Linked DNA regions of Homo sapiens: region 1 is linked to region 2. The links are chromatin loops, found by intact Hi-C in ENCODE. Cell type or tissue: GM12878. All regions are shown on one strand.

Region 1 (8,000 bases), 190 kb before region 2:
CTGCCGAGTGCCTGCGATTGCAGGCGCGCGCCGCCACGCCTGACTGGTTTTCGTATTTTTTTGGTGGAGACGGGGTTTCGCTGTGTTGGCCGGGCTGGTCTCCAGCTCCTAACCGCGAGTGATCCGCCAGCCTCGGCCTCCTGAGGTGCCTGGATTGCAGACGGAGTCTCGTTCACTCAGTGCTCAGTGGTGCCCAGGCTGGAGTGCAGTGGCGTGATCTCGGCTCGCTACAACCTCCACCTCCCAGCCGCCTGCCTTGGCCTCCCAAAGTGCCGAGATTGCAGCCTCTGCCTGGCCGCCACCCCGTCTGGGATGTGAGGAGCCCCTCTGCCTGGCTGCCCAGTCTGGAAAGTGAGGAGCGTCTCTGCCCAGCCGCCATCCCATCTAGGAAGTGAGGAGCGCCTCTTCCCGGCCACCATCCCATCTAGGAAGTGAGGAGCGTCTCTGCCCGGCCGCCCATCGTCTGAGATGTGGGGAGCGCCTCTGCCCCGCCGCCCCGTCTGGGATGTGAGGAGCGCCTCTGCCCGGCCACGACCCCGTCTGGGAGGTGAGGAGCGTCTCTGCCCGGCTGCCCCATCTGAGAAGTGAGGAGACCCTCTGCCAGGCAGCCGCCCCGTCTGAGAAGTGAGGAGCCCCTCCGCCCGGCAGCCACCCCGTCTGAGAAGTGAGGAGCGTCTCCGCCCGGCAGCCACCCTGTCCGGGAGGGAGGTGGGGGGTCAGCCCCCACTCGGCCAGCTGCCCTGTCCAGGAGGGAGGTGGGGGTCAGCCCCCGCCCGGCCAGCTGCCCCGTCCGGGAGGGAGGTGGGGGGTCAGCCCCTGCCCGGCTAGCCGCCCCATCCGGGAGGTGAGGGGCGCCTCTGCCCGGCCACCGCTACTGGGAAGTGAGGAGCCCCTCTGCCCGGCCACCACCCGGTCTGGGAGGTGTACCCAACAGCTCATTGAGAACGGGCCATGATGACAATGGCGGTTTTGTGGAATAGAAAGGGGGGAAAGGTGGGGAAAAGATTGAGAAATCGGATGGTTGCCGTGTCTGTGTAGAAAGAAGTAGACATGGGAGACTTTTCATTTTGTTCTGTACTAAGAAAAATTCTTCTGCCTTGGGATCCTGTTGATCTATGACCTTACCCCCAACCCTGTGCTCTCTGAAACATGTGCTGTGTCCACTCAGCGTTAAATGGATTAAGGGCGGTGCAAGATGTGCTTTGTTAAACAGATGCTTGAAGGCAACATGCTCGTTAAGAGTCATCACCACTCCCTAATCTCAAGTATCCAGGGACACAAACACTGCGGAAGGCTGCAGGGTCCTCTGCCTAGGAAAACCAGAGACCTTTGTTCACTTGTTTATCTGTGGACCTTCCCTCCACTATTGTCCTATGACCCTGCCAAATCCCCCTCTGCGAGAAACACCCAAGAATGATCAATTAAAAAAAAAAAAAAAAAAAAGAAAAGGGTGTCCTTTCCCCACTTGTTTGCTTTGTTGAAGATCAGTTGGCTGTAAGTTTTTGGCTGTAAATAAATTTCTGAGTTCTCTATTCTGTTGCATTGGTCTATGTGCCTATTTTTATACCAGTACCATGCCATTTTGGTGACTATGGCTTTATAGTATAATTTGAAATCAGGTAGTGTGATGCCTCCAGATTTATTCTTTTTGCTTAGTCTTGCTTTGACTATGCGGACTCTTTTTTGGTTCCATATGAATTTTAGAATTGTTTTTTCTAATTCTGTGAAGAATGATGGCGGTATTTTGATGGGGATTGCATTGAATTTGTAGATTGCATTTGGCAGTATGGTCATTTTCACAATGTTGATTCTGCCCATCCATGAACATGGGATGCGTTTCCATTTGTTTGTGTCATCTATGATTTCTTTCAGCACTATTTTGTAGTTCTCCTTGTAGAGGTCTTTTGCCTCCTCGGTTAGGTATATTCCTAAGTATTTTATTTTATTTTTATTTTTTGCGGCTTTTATAAAAGGGGTTGAGTTCTTGAATTGAGTCTCTGCTTGGTCGCTGTTGGTGTATAGAGAAGAGCTACTGATTTGTGTATGTTAATGTTGTTTCCGTAAACTCTACTGAATTCTTCCTCAGTTCTAGCAGCTTTTTGAAAGAATCTTTAGGGTTTTTGAGGTAAATGATCATATCGTCAGCAAACAGTGACGGTTTGACTTCCTCTTTACCGATTTGGATGCCCTTTCTTTCTCTTGTCTGATTGCTCTGGCTAGGACTTCCAGTACTGTGCCAAAGAGGAGTGGTGAGAGCGGGCATCCTTGTCTTATTCTAATTCTCACAGGGAATGCTTTCAACTTTTCCCCATTTAGTATTATGTTGGCTGTGGGTTTGTCATAGCTTTTATTACACTGAGGTATGTCCCTTGTATGCCAATTTTGCTGAGAATTTTAGTCATAAAGCGATGCTGGATTTTGTTGAGTGCTTTTTCTGCATCTATTGAAATGGTCATGCAATTTTTGTTTTCAATTCTTTTTATGTGGTGTATGACATTTATTGACTTGCGTATATTAAACCATCCCTGCATCCCTGGTATGAAACCCACTTGAACATGGTGGATTATCTTTTTGATATGTTGTTGGATTTGGCTAGCTAGTATTTTGTTAAGGATTTTAGTGTCTATTTTCATCAGAGATACTGGTCTGTAGTTTTCTTTTTCAGTTAATGTCCTTTCCTGGTTTTGGTATTAGGGTGATGCTGGCTTCATAGAATGAATTAGGGAGGGTTCCCTCTTTCTCTGTCTTGTGGACTAGTATCGAAAGGATTGGTACCAATTCTTCCTTTAAATGTCTGGTAGAATTCAGCTGTGAATCCATTTGGTCCTGGACTTTTTTTTTTTGTTGGTAACTTTTTAATTACCATTTCAATCTTGTTGCTTGTTATTGTTCTGTTCAGGGTATCTAATTCTTCCTGATTTAAGCTAGGAGGGTTGTATTTTTCCAGGAATTTATCCATCTCCTCTAGGTTTTCTAGTTTATGTGCATAAAGGTGCTCATAGTAGCCTTGAATGATCTTTTGTATTTCTGTGGTGTCAGTTGTAGTATCTCCTGTTTTGTTTCTTATTGAGGTTATTTGGATTTTTTCTCTTCTTTTCTTGGCTAATCTTGCCAATGATCTATCAATTTTATTTATCTGTTCAAAGAACCTGCTTTTTGTTTCATTTATCTTTTGTATTTTTTTTTTGTTTGTTTCCATTTCATTTAGTTTTGCTCTGATTTTGGTTATTTCCTTTCTTCTGCTGGGTTTGGGTTTGGTTTGTTCTTGTTTCTCTAGTTCCTTGAGGTGTGACCTCAGAATGTCAGTTTGTACTCTTTCAGTCTTTGTGATGTAGGCATTTAGGGCTATGAACTTTCCTCTTAGCACCACCTTTGCCATATCCCAGAGGTTATGGTAGGATTTGTCGTTACTGTCATTCAGTTCAAAGAATTTTTAAATTTCCATGTTGATTTTGTTTTTGACCCAGTGATCATTCAGGAGCAGGTAATTTAATTTCCATGTGTTTGCATGGTTTTAAAGGTTCCAGTTGGAGTTGATTTCTAGTTTACAGTCATATATAGCTCAGTTGTGAGAAGAAGTTTGGTCTCAATTTTATTAACCTGTATATTGGTTTTACTTGAGAGGAGCAATTTCACAGGACATAATGGAAAATTGAAAAGGCACTTTGGGCAACTAGAGTTTAGTGGGACAAAGTTCATAGTTGTCAAAATCATTTTCTCTTTAGAGTTGAAGGCAGTATGGCATGGTTTACAAAGATTAAACTGATTAAAAGATTATAATACTCGGATTGAAGACAACCCTAATAGACAAGTATGCTATCAGGCTCAAATAGAATGGATCAAGCAAATCTTGTAAGGGCTTTAGTCTTTTACTGTATATGTTTATCTAAAAAGTTTTTTCCCGCAAAGTGAACATATAATATTGGGTTGTATTAAATGCCATTTTGTCCTGGTCTTACTCTTGTGTTATATAATCATAACATTGAGAAAATGCTATTGTTTCTATTTCTGTAGTTTCTGATGAAGTCCATTTTTAAAACTGCACGTTGCTGATATATATTCATTATGAGTCCACATTTTACCATAATATAAGTCATTTTCCTAGACTTTTGGGTGATTTTATGTGGAAGAGATTATCTTTAGAAAATTTATGTTGCGATTTCTGATGAGCTCATGTTAAACAGGCACGATGAGTGAGATCTGTATACTTCAAGCCTTAGTTTTTTAACTTGTTTGGAGCAGTTGGAAGTTGGCAGTTCTCATGTAAAGTGCTGCTAGTTAGAGCAAATAGCCTCTGCAGAAGGATATCTCCGAGTTTAACTTGAAATTATCTGTCTCTGATATACGAAAATGGATTTTGTTTTCTGCATAGCCCCAAAGTTGATATTTTAAGCAAAATTAAGCCCATTTCAGGTGAATAAAGTATGTAAAAAGAAATAACAGTAAAGATTTATTTATATTTATTTATTTATTTTGTGGAGATGGGATCTCCCTATTGTTGCAGTCTGCTTAGTCCCTAGCTCAGCTAGGTCTGAGTTCTTGTTCCACAACCAAGAAGAATAAGGCGTGTGGACACCAGAGAGTGAGTAGAGTAGGATTTCTTAAGCAAAAGGAAAGGTCTCAGCAAACAGAGGGGCCCTGAAAGCAGGTTGCCAGAAACGGGACTTACTTCTGGTCTTTTGTGTGGCAGAAGCCAGGAAGTCGTCGTGGATTTTGCCCAAATAGGAGAGGTAAAGCTCCCTCCTAGGGGTGTTGCATCTGCCCACGCTTGGAGTTGGCCAGAGTGACTTCATCTTGGTATTACTCATGAGTGCCTAAGCCAAACCCACAGGTGCTAAAACCACAAAGTTAATGTCATGTTAATGACATAATGAGCTTGGTCAAGTTAACAACATTTAGGTTGATTTATTGCACCTGCGCCTAAGTTGGGTCAGTCGTTTCTGAGCAACACCCTGGCACAAGGTGAAGTTCGTAACCACATTTCTTCTGGTTAGCTGCAGAAGCAGTGTAGGTGCTGTCCTACAGTTGTTCCTGTGAACATTGTCCTTCTCCCAAGACCCTCCGTCTCTATCTGCCTAACCAGCCCCTAACTGCCTCCTCTCTCACTGTGTTGCCCAGGCTGGTCTCAAACTTCTGAGCTCAAGCAGTCCTCCTGCCTCAGCTTCCCAAAGTGTTGCAATCACAGGCGTGAGCCACTGTGTCCGGCCAGAAAGATTTTTTGGTTTGCCCCCGTGTTTTGCTTGCTTTGGTTTATGTTTTGAATAGGACTTTTACTGGAAATTGGTAGATTATTTTTCTTTTTTTTTTGAGAGAAAGAGAGGAAAAAAGGTGTGAAAATGGAAAACAACTATTTCACTTTTTAAATGAGGATAGGGATTTTTTTTCATTCAAAAATAAGTTTTATTGGAGAAATAGAAAACTTCTCCAGTGACAGTATATGATCCTTTGGAATAAGGGGAATGTTAATGCTGGGGATACATTATTGAGGCTATTAAACATACATTTCAGCTTATGGAACCCCTCACTCCAACACAGGATTTGCCTGATCTCATTTTTCTTTGACAGGACTAATTCGTTAAGATAGATTTAAAGCCAGAATATAACTATATACGTTATTTATGTGCTTGTATACTGACTCTGAGATCAAATTAATCATCACATATTCTTAGAGTTGTGAATTGTGTTCTACCAAGTAATTCAGATTGCATTTGTATTTCCGCCTAACCAAAATAAAGCCAGAAGTGGTAATATCTGTAACTCATTAGAAAAAGTTGTCAGCCTAACTACATTAAAATATTTGCTAAATATTTAATACAACTGGGATGGGCAGAAACCTTCAGAGCTTTTCCCTATTTGAAAGAAATTTTTAGTTTAAGAGGAAACCATCTAGGAAAAAGCAGGCAGTTTCTCAGAAGTAAAACCTAAGAGTATACTGAGAAAGAAAATACCTTTTCCAAGATAAAAAAAAAAATGAACAACTTGACTAAGGACAGAACAAGAAGTGGTAGTGGATATAGTGGCATGGGTAGATTTCATGAAGTAGCAGAGGGGATTGCTATACTGGAAGTTGACTAAGGACATAGGCTGGTGATAGGAAGTAAAGAAGAAAATTTATTGAAGGAAGTTTTCTAAGCATTATTAAAAACAACTTTATCTTGAATTCTTACAGATTTTACAGAGCTCTTGCTTGTGGGAGCGTAGGTCCAATTGAATAGTTCATTGGTGCATTCATTCCTTAAGTATTTGGATATACTGGGCATTAGGTACATTGCTGGTGATATAGTCATAAATCAAATAGACATAGTGTCTGCCCTTAGGAAGTTTAAAGTCTAGTAGCTTAAACTTCCTGTGAGTATTGTCTTCAAATCCAGACACACACACACACACACACACACACACACTTTTGAAACTTCCCTACAATTCTTTGTTTTGATAGTTATATTTCTGATACTTTTTTTGGATCTTTCTACTATTTCCCATATCTCTGGTACACTAAGTTTTCCTATGGGCTCCTTCGTCATTCCTTTTTAGAAAACTTTTATTATGGAAAACTTTAACATGTATAAAAATAAGAGCTGGTGGACCCTTTTGTCCTCATCACCCAGCTTTATGATCAGTTTTGTTTCATCTGTACTACCAGTGCTACTTACCATCTCTAGGTTCATTTTGAAGCAAATCCCAGACATTTTATAATTTCATTTGTATTTATTTCAGTATGAATTTCTAAAAGATAGTTTTTCAAAACGTAACTACATTCTATTTTACACCTAAGTAAATTAAGAATCATTGTTTAAAATCATCAAATAACCAGTTGTTGATCAAGTTTCCCCAACTGCCAAATACATTTTAATGTGCCATTTAAAAAATGATTATGAATCATCACAGGAGCAATTTGATTGTAAGCTCTGCATATACTTTTTCTTCCTGGAATGGAAAAATGAGAGAAGTGAATGGTCAGAAGAAAAATTAGTGTGGCCTGACTTGAAATAAAGAAATAAAGCAATAAAGAAATAAATACAAGCAAATGATGATAGAATAACTTAGAAGAATGCAAAAACTAAAAGCAAAATTAAGATGAAGAAAAATAAAAGGACCAAACCAATGGATCTAAGAAGAAAAGAAAAAAAAAATGCTACAGTCATCTCAAGTGAAAAAGCAGATGGTAAATACTAGAGCCAGTTTTATAAAATTATAGTTATGATATTGATTTTTTAAATTATTACTTAGTTGAATTTCTCCAGCTAACAGCTTCTATTTCTCTTAAGCGTTTAACATTCTTGGTCAAAATACATAATATTTTTGGAACATATTTTTAATGTAATTGTTATTTAATGCCTTCCTAAATAATGATAATGTGAACTTAAACTCTTTATTGACTTTCATACAAAAGTAGAAATCTGTCAACAGTATTTACTCATATTATTTTATTTAATTTGAAGATAAGAACTTGGAAGAATAACATCATATTTGTGTTCTCTAACATAATACTTCATTTAGCTTTAAAGAATTTCCCCCAAAACAAAGTGCTACATTAGAGAGTATTAACATAGAATGGATATAAATAAATGAGTTAATGAGTAAATGAATTATCAATGTAACACTAAGAGAACTGATATATTATGGTACCTTTGATTCTGTGCTATACTCCAGAGCCTGGAACAGTGCCTAGCATAATTATAAATACTCCATAAATATTTTTGTATGAATAAATTAAAAACCTAACTTGAATTGACTATAGAAAGGCATTTAAAACAAAAGAAAAATAGAACCAGATGTTTAACACAAATATGAAGGCTTACTGATGACTTAAACTCAAGGGTAATCTCTTTATCATTTGGCAGTAGTTTCTTTTTCTTTTTTTCTTCTACAGCCTTATTGAGATATAGTTGACACAAAATAAACGGCACATATTTAGAGTATACAATTTGTTAAGTTTTGACGTATACAGACACCCATGAAACCATCACCACAATCAAGATAGTGAACTTATTTAACACTCT
Region 2 (8,000 bases):
CACTCTCGGTGCCTGAGTGATTCTTACTGGGATTAGTTGGTGCTTTGGCTGGAAAAAGACCGTCTCAACCCTTGTTGGATGTTTGGCATCCCTGGCCCTGCAGCACTAAATGCCAATAGTGTGCCCCAGTCACTGTGGCTGTCCCCAACACTCCCTCCATTTCCAAATCTTCCCACTCTACTTGGGAACCAGCCAGAGGACATGAGATGCTGGAGTCGGAGGAGGTGGGAAGGGAGGGGACAGCACCCCTCCTCTGTGTTTGTGGAAAGGGGTGGAGTTTCCACTGTAAAGAGGAGGGCTGGGTGGGGCACCTGAAGGAGAGGGGCTGCATGAAAACGGTAGAGACTGAGAAGGGGAGAGAGATGGAGATCTGGGGAAAGGAAGCTTTGTTTGAAGGCTCAAGCTTAGGAAGCCTCTCCTTTCTAAGTTAAAGTAATAGTCATTCTGCTTTCTCATGGCCTGCTGCTCTCAGAGATTATAGTATGCTCTGGGCTTGACCTGGGAAAGGTCCAGTAGCCAGAAAGTACTCTGGGAAGGGACCACAGTGCTTCTGAACCACCTTGCAGTGGCTCTAGCCAAGAAGGGACTGGAGGCAGCCCTCTTCACCTCATAAGGGCTCTGGGGGCCTGCTGTGGCACAGAGGACACCTCCAAGAGTGGGGCGTGGCAGAGCTGCAACACTGACACGAGGGATTTAGGAAGGTGCTCCATTTGGGAGGGCATTTCAGAGAGAAAGCCACACTTAACCTTGAGTTATATGCAGTGCAGTATGAGCTTACCAGGCGAATTCAAACCCCTCACCTTGTGTAGGATATACCAGGAGAAGTTGACCATGGAGGTGCTATGCAAACCTGTGTCTTTTCTCATGTAAATTTTAAAGAAAATCAGTCATTCCTCAAGAAAGAAGGCAGGTGTGGGGCCCACATGGTGTGGTAGGGTGGTGGATGGACTCAGCTAAGCCTGCTGCTCCTGGGCCACGGTGAGAAACCAGCTGTGGTGACTGGGTGGGTTAGGCGCCTTCCCACAGCCTGCTGCTCAGGTGGTGCAGGGCAGCTACGGGCTGGTAGTGACGCCCTGGATATGAAATCCGTGAGTGTGTGCGGGAACTGTGGCTGACCATCCTAAGGAGGTGCTGCAGGGAGGGAAAGCACCGGGGACAGAGCCATAAAGGAGGGAACGTGGATTGGAGGAGCCAGGAGCAAGGGAGGTTTATAGCTCAAGGCGGCAGATGCACTGGCCCCAATGAACAGCAGCTCAGAAGCAGCGCAGATAAACAGGCATGGCTAGGCCCTAGGCAGGGGATACTGCATTTACTTTTGCATAAATTCATGAAGTAGTTATATGCTTTTGACTGGAAACAATAGGAGGCCCAGTGAAAACAAAGAGACTTAGCAATCCAGGCTTTTTAGGATTGGATGCTTGCTTGAGATGCCTAAGCACATAGAAGACACTCGGATGCCCCTGGGGTCAAAGTGTCTACTGGATGTAGACTTACAAGGGCCACGGCAATGGAGGATGGTGGGGGAAGTGATCCCCGGGAAAAGTCAGCTGCGGGTACACCTGCCCTCCCTCTCACCACACCAGGCACCTTCTTCAAGTTTGAGTCCCTAAGTAATTTCTTAAATCCGACCTAACCAAAATCCAGTCCCCATGCAATCCAGACATTTGAACACTCAGTGCTGCAGAGCTCTGTCCTTACTTCTTTTGTCCATCTCTACCCACTGCCCTGGAGACCTTGGTGATCTTTTCTGGTCTCACAGTTTTGATTACCTTCTATTTGCTGAGGACTCCCAAGTTCCATCTTCAGGCTGGATCTACTCAGCAACCTCACTAGATGTCCACTGGATTTCTCAAACTTGACACATCCAATGGAAACCTCTGATCTTTTCCCAGAACCCCCACATGACTTGCGGCTGTCTCCATTTCAGCTGATGGCCACTGTGTGACCTGGTGGTCAGTCATCCTTGATTCCTCTTTCTCACACCCGTATCTGACACGTCGGCACGCCCTGCTGATGCTTCCTTCAACATCTCACTTGGGCTCCCAGCACTTCTCATCACCTCCACTGCTCCATTCCTGGTCCACATTGTCATCAGCCGCTACGTAAATATGGCGATGGCCTCCTAACTGTGTTCTCTATTTCCCCCTTTGCCCCTTGCAGGCTAATCTCAACACAGGTGCTGGAGTGGTCCGATTAAAGTATAAATCAGGTCATGGCGCTCAAACCCTCTGCTCAAAACCCTCCAATGGTTCCCCATTTCACTCAAAGTAAAACCCAAAGTCCTCACAATGGCATTACATGCTCTGCCTATTTTGGCTATGATGACTTCTCTGACCTCGCCTTCTTGTATGACTCCTGTCATTCCCTCTGTTCCAGCTACGTTCCTGTCTTCCCACATACTGTGGCCCCCTCAGGGCCCATGTGCTGGCTGCTCCTCTGGCTAGAATGCGTCTTCCCTACATATCTGCATGGCTCTCTCCCTCACGCTTTAAAAATCTTTGCTGAAACATCATATTTTTAGCCAGGCCCACCCTGACCACCCTAGAGGGCAAACAGATTTTCCCTGATCCCTAATCCTTCTTATCCTCTTTACCTTACTATATATTTTCCACAGCAGTTTCCACCAGTATCTAACATACCCAATCATGTATTTATTTCATACATTTAGGCTCTTTTTCCTCACAGGGACATAAGCTCCATAAGAGCAGAGGTTTTTGTCTGACTTGTCTAGTGGTGTAGCTCTAGTATTTAAAACAGTGCCAATAGGAGCTTAATACATATTGTTGAATGAAATATTCCCCTTAAGTTGGAATTCCTTGGGGGGAAAGGAGCTCTAGGGATCTCACCGAAGCGCTTTCTGATGCATCTCATGTTTCTACTTGCTAGCCCTTCTTTCAGTATGGTTGCTTTCCATTTAATCTTTGGGCAGCCATGGCATCTGAGATTCTAAGTACCCTCCTCACAGCCTCGCCTGTTTTCTCTGCTTTCCAGATGAGGTTGTGCTGATCTGGTGAACTGCCCTTTGGAGCTCACCTTAGCCAGGTCATACCGCCACTCTGGGAACCCTGGAATGTTATTTGTTAGTACGGGCTTTCTGGGCCTCCTGGGTCCCTTACCCAAGCCCTGACCTGAGAGTCCGTGAAACTGAATCCCTCCTGTCTCTGAGTGGGACTCCGGGTGCACATTCCTAGTTCTCCTAGAGTGTGGCTCTGCTTTTTTTTTCCCCTCTGAGCCAGAAGCTTGGAAACAGAGAGGTAACGAAATGGATGAGAAATAGGGAGTACATTTGAGGACACTTAAATACAACCAGGCAAGAAAGTTAAAGAATTTCTTCAAGGCTGGGGATGAAAATTGCTGTGTGTTCATTTAATGAAAATGACATAGAAGAGCCAGTGTTCAGACAAAAAATAATTCAGAGATTCTAAAAGTTAGAATTTATCAGTATGCTGAGAAGTCTTTAAAATTCTAATAAGCTTTCAACATTTGTGCCGTTTGCTGGGCTTAAAGAAACACAAGGAACAAAGAACAAGAATTTCCTCTTAGGTAGGACGATGATGTCTAATGCATCTATTTCCCTTGCTACATTCTATTTCCATTTCATTCTGAGATCCTGCTAAATTCGGAAGGTTGCCCTTGGGTTTTCAACACTGCAGGGGATGATTTAAATCTAAATAATAATAAAAAGCCACTGCTTTTATTGTACTTTTATTTTATAAGTTGATGGAAACATTTCATATACACATTAAGTTTTGTAACCCAATCTTGGTACTTGCTGGGTCCCGGAGGGGCTGTTTCACTACTTGGGACTTCCCTTGTGTTTGCATTATCCCTCCAAGGCAGAAGGAGAAAATGCTTTCACTGAAGCCAGAATAGTGTTTTATTTGAAATAATTCTCATTTAAGGCAAGGCACACACATTCCAAGTGCACATACATGCACACACAGTCTCTCTTATATGGGCTGCATCATAAAATCACAGAGTTTTGGAATTGAAGGGACCTTAGAGATCATCTGTTCTAACACCAGCATGTTACCTATGAGGAAGCTTCTGCCAGACAGGTTAAGTACCTCATCCAAGGTCACAGGCATGTAGTGAAAGAGACCAGGCTACAATTCAGATTCCCTGACTCAAGTCTAATTTTCTTTCTGCTACACCATATTGACTCCAAAATAAGATAATGTATATGAAATCACTTTGAAAACTGAAATGTATTACACAGGTATTCAGTGTGGAGAAGGAGAATTACAATGAGCTTGCTTTCTTCAGAGGTGAGCATGACTTGCTCAGGTCTCTTCCCGGATAAAGTAAGTTCATGGTGTGTGAATCATGAACCGTATTTCTAATTAGGTTTCTGGGTATGGCCTCCAGAAAATGAGCATCAAAGGGGTCAAACCAAAACACAGTCTTCATTCAAGTCCAGCTCGTGTATAGCTCTACTTTTTCTTCCTTCTCACCCTCTCTGTCTGCCTCCCTCTAGTGTCCACCTTTAGTTATTGCATGTGTGCCCCGCAGAAAGGCTGCATGCAGACTACTATCCACCATGTTCACCATTATTTGTTCAAATTACCCCCCTATTTCTTGATATCAGTAGCTGTCATCACGACCAAATTAGGATGCTTTTTATATCAACAGGAATAAATGACTAATATAAAGACCTGGATATTAAGAAAAGTATTTAAAATCGTTTTGTGATTGGAATGATAACACATTCAAAGTTTGGTAATTAAATTGTCTTTAATAGACTTAAATCACATAAGAAGCCCTTATAATTAATTGAAATGTTTTAATTACAAACATAATTATTTTTAAGGTAGAAGGCCTATTAAATTAACTAACACATGATTCATTAAAAAAATTACTGCTTTACATGGAATGCTGTCAATTACTAAATATTATTGCAAATTACTTGAAGGATTAAAATTTTATTTTGGTACTATTAATAGATTAATGTATTAAATCATATAGTGATTATAAATAATATTTAATTAGTCCTATGTTGCCTTCTTTAATATATAGACATATCTATATATCTATATTTATCCCTCAGTCATTGTAACGTGTTCCCTTGAAAGAAACATGTCTAACTTCATATTCTAACTAGGATCCTTGTTAATGTGTAAAATATTGACAAGAACACTCACAACTCATTGGTAGGAGATTCTTTGGTAGCGTTGCCTAAATGCTCTGGATCAAGTAGAACAAATTGGCTGCTAACAAAGCCTGTAAACTATGGATCCCATTTCCTGATCTTAAAAGATCCATTCAAAAGTCTGAACGACATTTACAAGTAAGAGCCTTCCACCATGTTCCCAGCTCTTTTCAGCCTGTGACAAATAGGTCAACGTGCACAGTGAGAAGGGGAACTGTGCATTGTTCTCCTGCCTCATTTCTTGAGTTGGCTGTACCTCCTGCCTTGATCCTTCACCTGTCCCTCCACACTCCTCATTGTCTAGAGATGCACACATGATGCCAAGCACACCCGTGCACACGCACGGGCACACATGCACTCTGAAGGCCAAAAGGCAAGAAGTCATTCAGTTGGATGGCTGTAGCTGGGTCTCAGAGGAGACGGTGTGCAGCTGGAAGCGCCATGCTTGCTGGTTTACTTGCTGCTCAGCAATATGGAGTGCTTTGCCAACAGACTCCTACTGCTTCTTCCCCTCTTGAGGAGAAACTGTCAAACAACACGAGGATAAAAATTAAGCTACAAATAAAAATGTTTACAGCTTTCAATAGAAAGTCAATCCTATTTTAACACTCCAAAAGTATTCTCCAAAAAGTTCAATGACACAAATTGCGAGGGTGATTTATTGCCGGGTGAATGAAATGACCAGATGCCCGCAATCTGAATGGGGCTTTTCAGGGATGCTTTCGGGAGGAGTTTCACTGGACCTCTGAGGTAGGAAGTTGGGGGTGAGTATTGTTTCCACTGCCTATACTTTTTCCTTTACCTTCTTCTGGCGACAGACCTCTCCTTCCTCCCTGTTGGGTGCATGTGTGACCCAGAAGAGACCAGTCACAGCTGCTCTTCCCCAGCCACAGGGGTGAGTCCAGGGACAGACACAAAGCAAGGCAGAGTCCTTCCCCGAAACTGTGCTTTCTTCATGAGTCTATAAGGGCGCAAGTCCAGATCTCTGGTAGCGAAGGAAGCAGTCTTTTAAGGATGTGCAGACCAAGGGAAGAGGCAGGAGTGGCTGCCTAAGAAAGAATGCCCCAGTGCCACCGTCCCCAGGGCCAGTTGCACCCATATTCTTTCTTTGCAGCTTAGGATTCTCTCCCCTTTTTGGCATAAGTTAACTTGAATAGAGTTGCTGTTACTTGCAAGTGAAAGAACCTTAAATAATACAGAAATGACTCCAAGATTTAGGTCAGAAGACACATTAGTGAGGCAGCAGTTGCAAGTGACAAAATTCCGTCTTCAATTAGTTTAAGCATAAAAAATAAAGGATTGGCTTGAGGAACAGAAATGTTCAGGAAAGCCTTCAATTTAGGTTTCCCTGATTCAAGCACTCAGACGATATCTTCAGGATCCCACTGAAGGCGTTCTGGAAATGCCAGCCCCAAATATGCCACTGTGGTGTGCTGATGACTTTGAAGTCAGGGGACTTGGGAAACAGTGATGCAGGCAGAGACTTTCTCTGAGCCCCTTTATCTGCCTAAAGACGGATCCTCCGAAAGGAACTCAATTGTCATGAATCCCCTCCTGGGAATCTTCTCAACTGGGGAAGATTAACTCAGCTCACAGGAAAGAAGAATAGAGGTTGGCACCAGCCCAGGCAGATTGTCACCTCTGCTCCTGAGACAATATTTGTTACCGGAGAGACTTTTATCTGCATAACAAGACAGCCTTTATTCGCACAAATTTCCTCCCCTCACGCTCCCATAACTTGTGTCCCCACCACCCCCCAAAGCCCCAAGCCCCTATTCCTTTCTGTAGCTCAGGATGCTGCATAAGCTTCAATCACTTGGCCCGTCTTCAAGGTTTATTCTGCAGGACTGCCATGCATATGTATATAATTAAACGTGGCTTTTCTCCTGTTACGCTGTCTTATGTCAATTTAATTCATAGCCTAGCCGATGAACCTAGAAGAGTAGAAAGAAACCACTTTTCGCTCCCCTGCACCACTTTTTCTCCAACCCTCTGCTCCGTCTGTCTTCCCCAGTGTTAGTTTTCTTCCCAGGGTGGCTCTCTGGCTTTCTCTGCACATGGTAAATATCTGCCACGTTGCACCCCGCCCCACCTGAGGAACTTCGCGCTTGCAAGGTTCTTAGTTCCCACAAAGCAGAAGGAAAATTCCCCTCCCTCCCCTGACACCCACATCACCCCCAAAGTGAACCAATCACTGAGTCCAGAGGTGTGGGTGCTCCACTTGGTCAGACATGCTCTGGGCCTGACCTGGAGGTGGAGCTACTTTCTCACTGCACAAGCAGGATTTTTGCCATAGAAATGGGAAAAGGATGACCCCCACTGACCCCCACCTCTTTGGGAGAAGATAAAACTTGTGGTAAAGGGAAGATTGAACATAGAATACAAGGAACAGGCAAAGCAGATCAGAAACTATGAAGCAGCAACAGAGGCGGCCGGAAGATAACATGTCAGGCATGCAACCCACTGGCTGCTGAGACACCGGACATCCACAGAGCGTCTGCTGTGCGCGCAGGGCAGCACCAAAACACTGCACGTTTTGGTTGCTGAGCCATCTCCTGAAAGGGAATCAGTGCAGGCAGCTGGCAAAGCAGTTCAAGGTGGTCAAGGGGCGGATGGCAAAGAGGAGGACAAGGTGAACAGCACCAACCAGCCATCCTACATCTGCTCAGCTGGGGTGGCGGCATCCTCCTGGGCACATAGGATGTGAAATCTGCTGGTGGCGTTTTGTTTTTCTCTCCCTTTTGTTTGTTTAATTGACAAGAGTATGTTTCTCTTTCTCTTGGCTTGACTATCGTGAGAAAGGAGGGCGGGCTCAATTAGCTGTAGATGCCTTTCCTGGAGGCCTAGGAGC

Evidence for each region. Peaks named below come from ENCODE experiments on the same cell type or tissue, not always from the same donor. Only the 100,000 strongest peaks of a DNase experiment are listed, where the experiment ranks them.
Region 1: it touches region 2 in a loop (2.4-fold over the local background); 2 of 110 quality-filtered maps call a loop at or near these places.

The regions. Positions count from the first base shown.
Region 1 is chr14:65,633,139-65,641,138 of GRCh38, forward strand. The region is part of intron 6 of FUT8 (fucosyltransferase 8); the gene reads left to right. Among named protein-coding and RNA genes, the nearest start is that of MIR625, 170 kb to the left of the region's middle. In GM12878, no CTCF peak of the experiment used is centred here; a DNase peak (open chromatin) is centred at 4,833.
Region 2 is chr14:65,820,415-65,828,414 of GRCh38, forward strand. No RefSeq gene overlaps it. Among named protein-coding and RNA genes, the nearest start is that of LINC02290, 290 kb to the right of the region's middle. In GM12878, a CTCF peak has its summit at 4,488 (motif pointing left); a DNase peak (open chromatin) is centred at 4,497; H3K27me3 peaks cover 174 bases.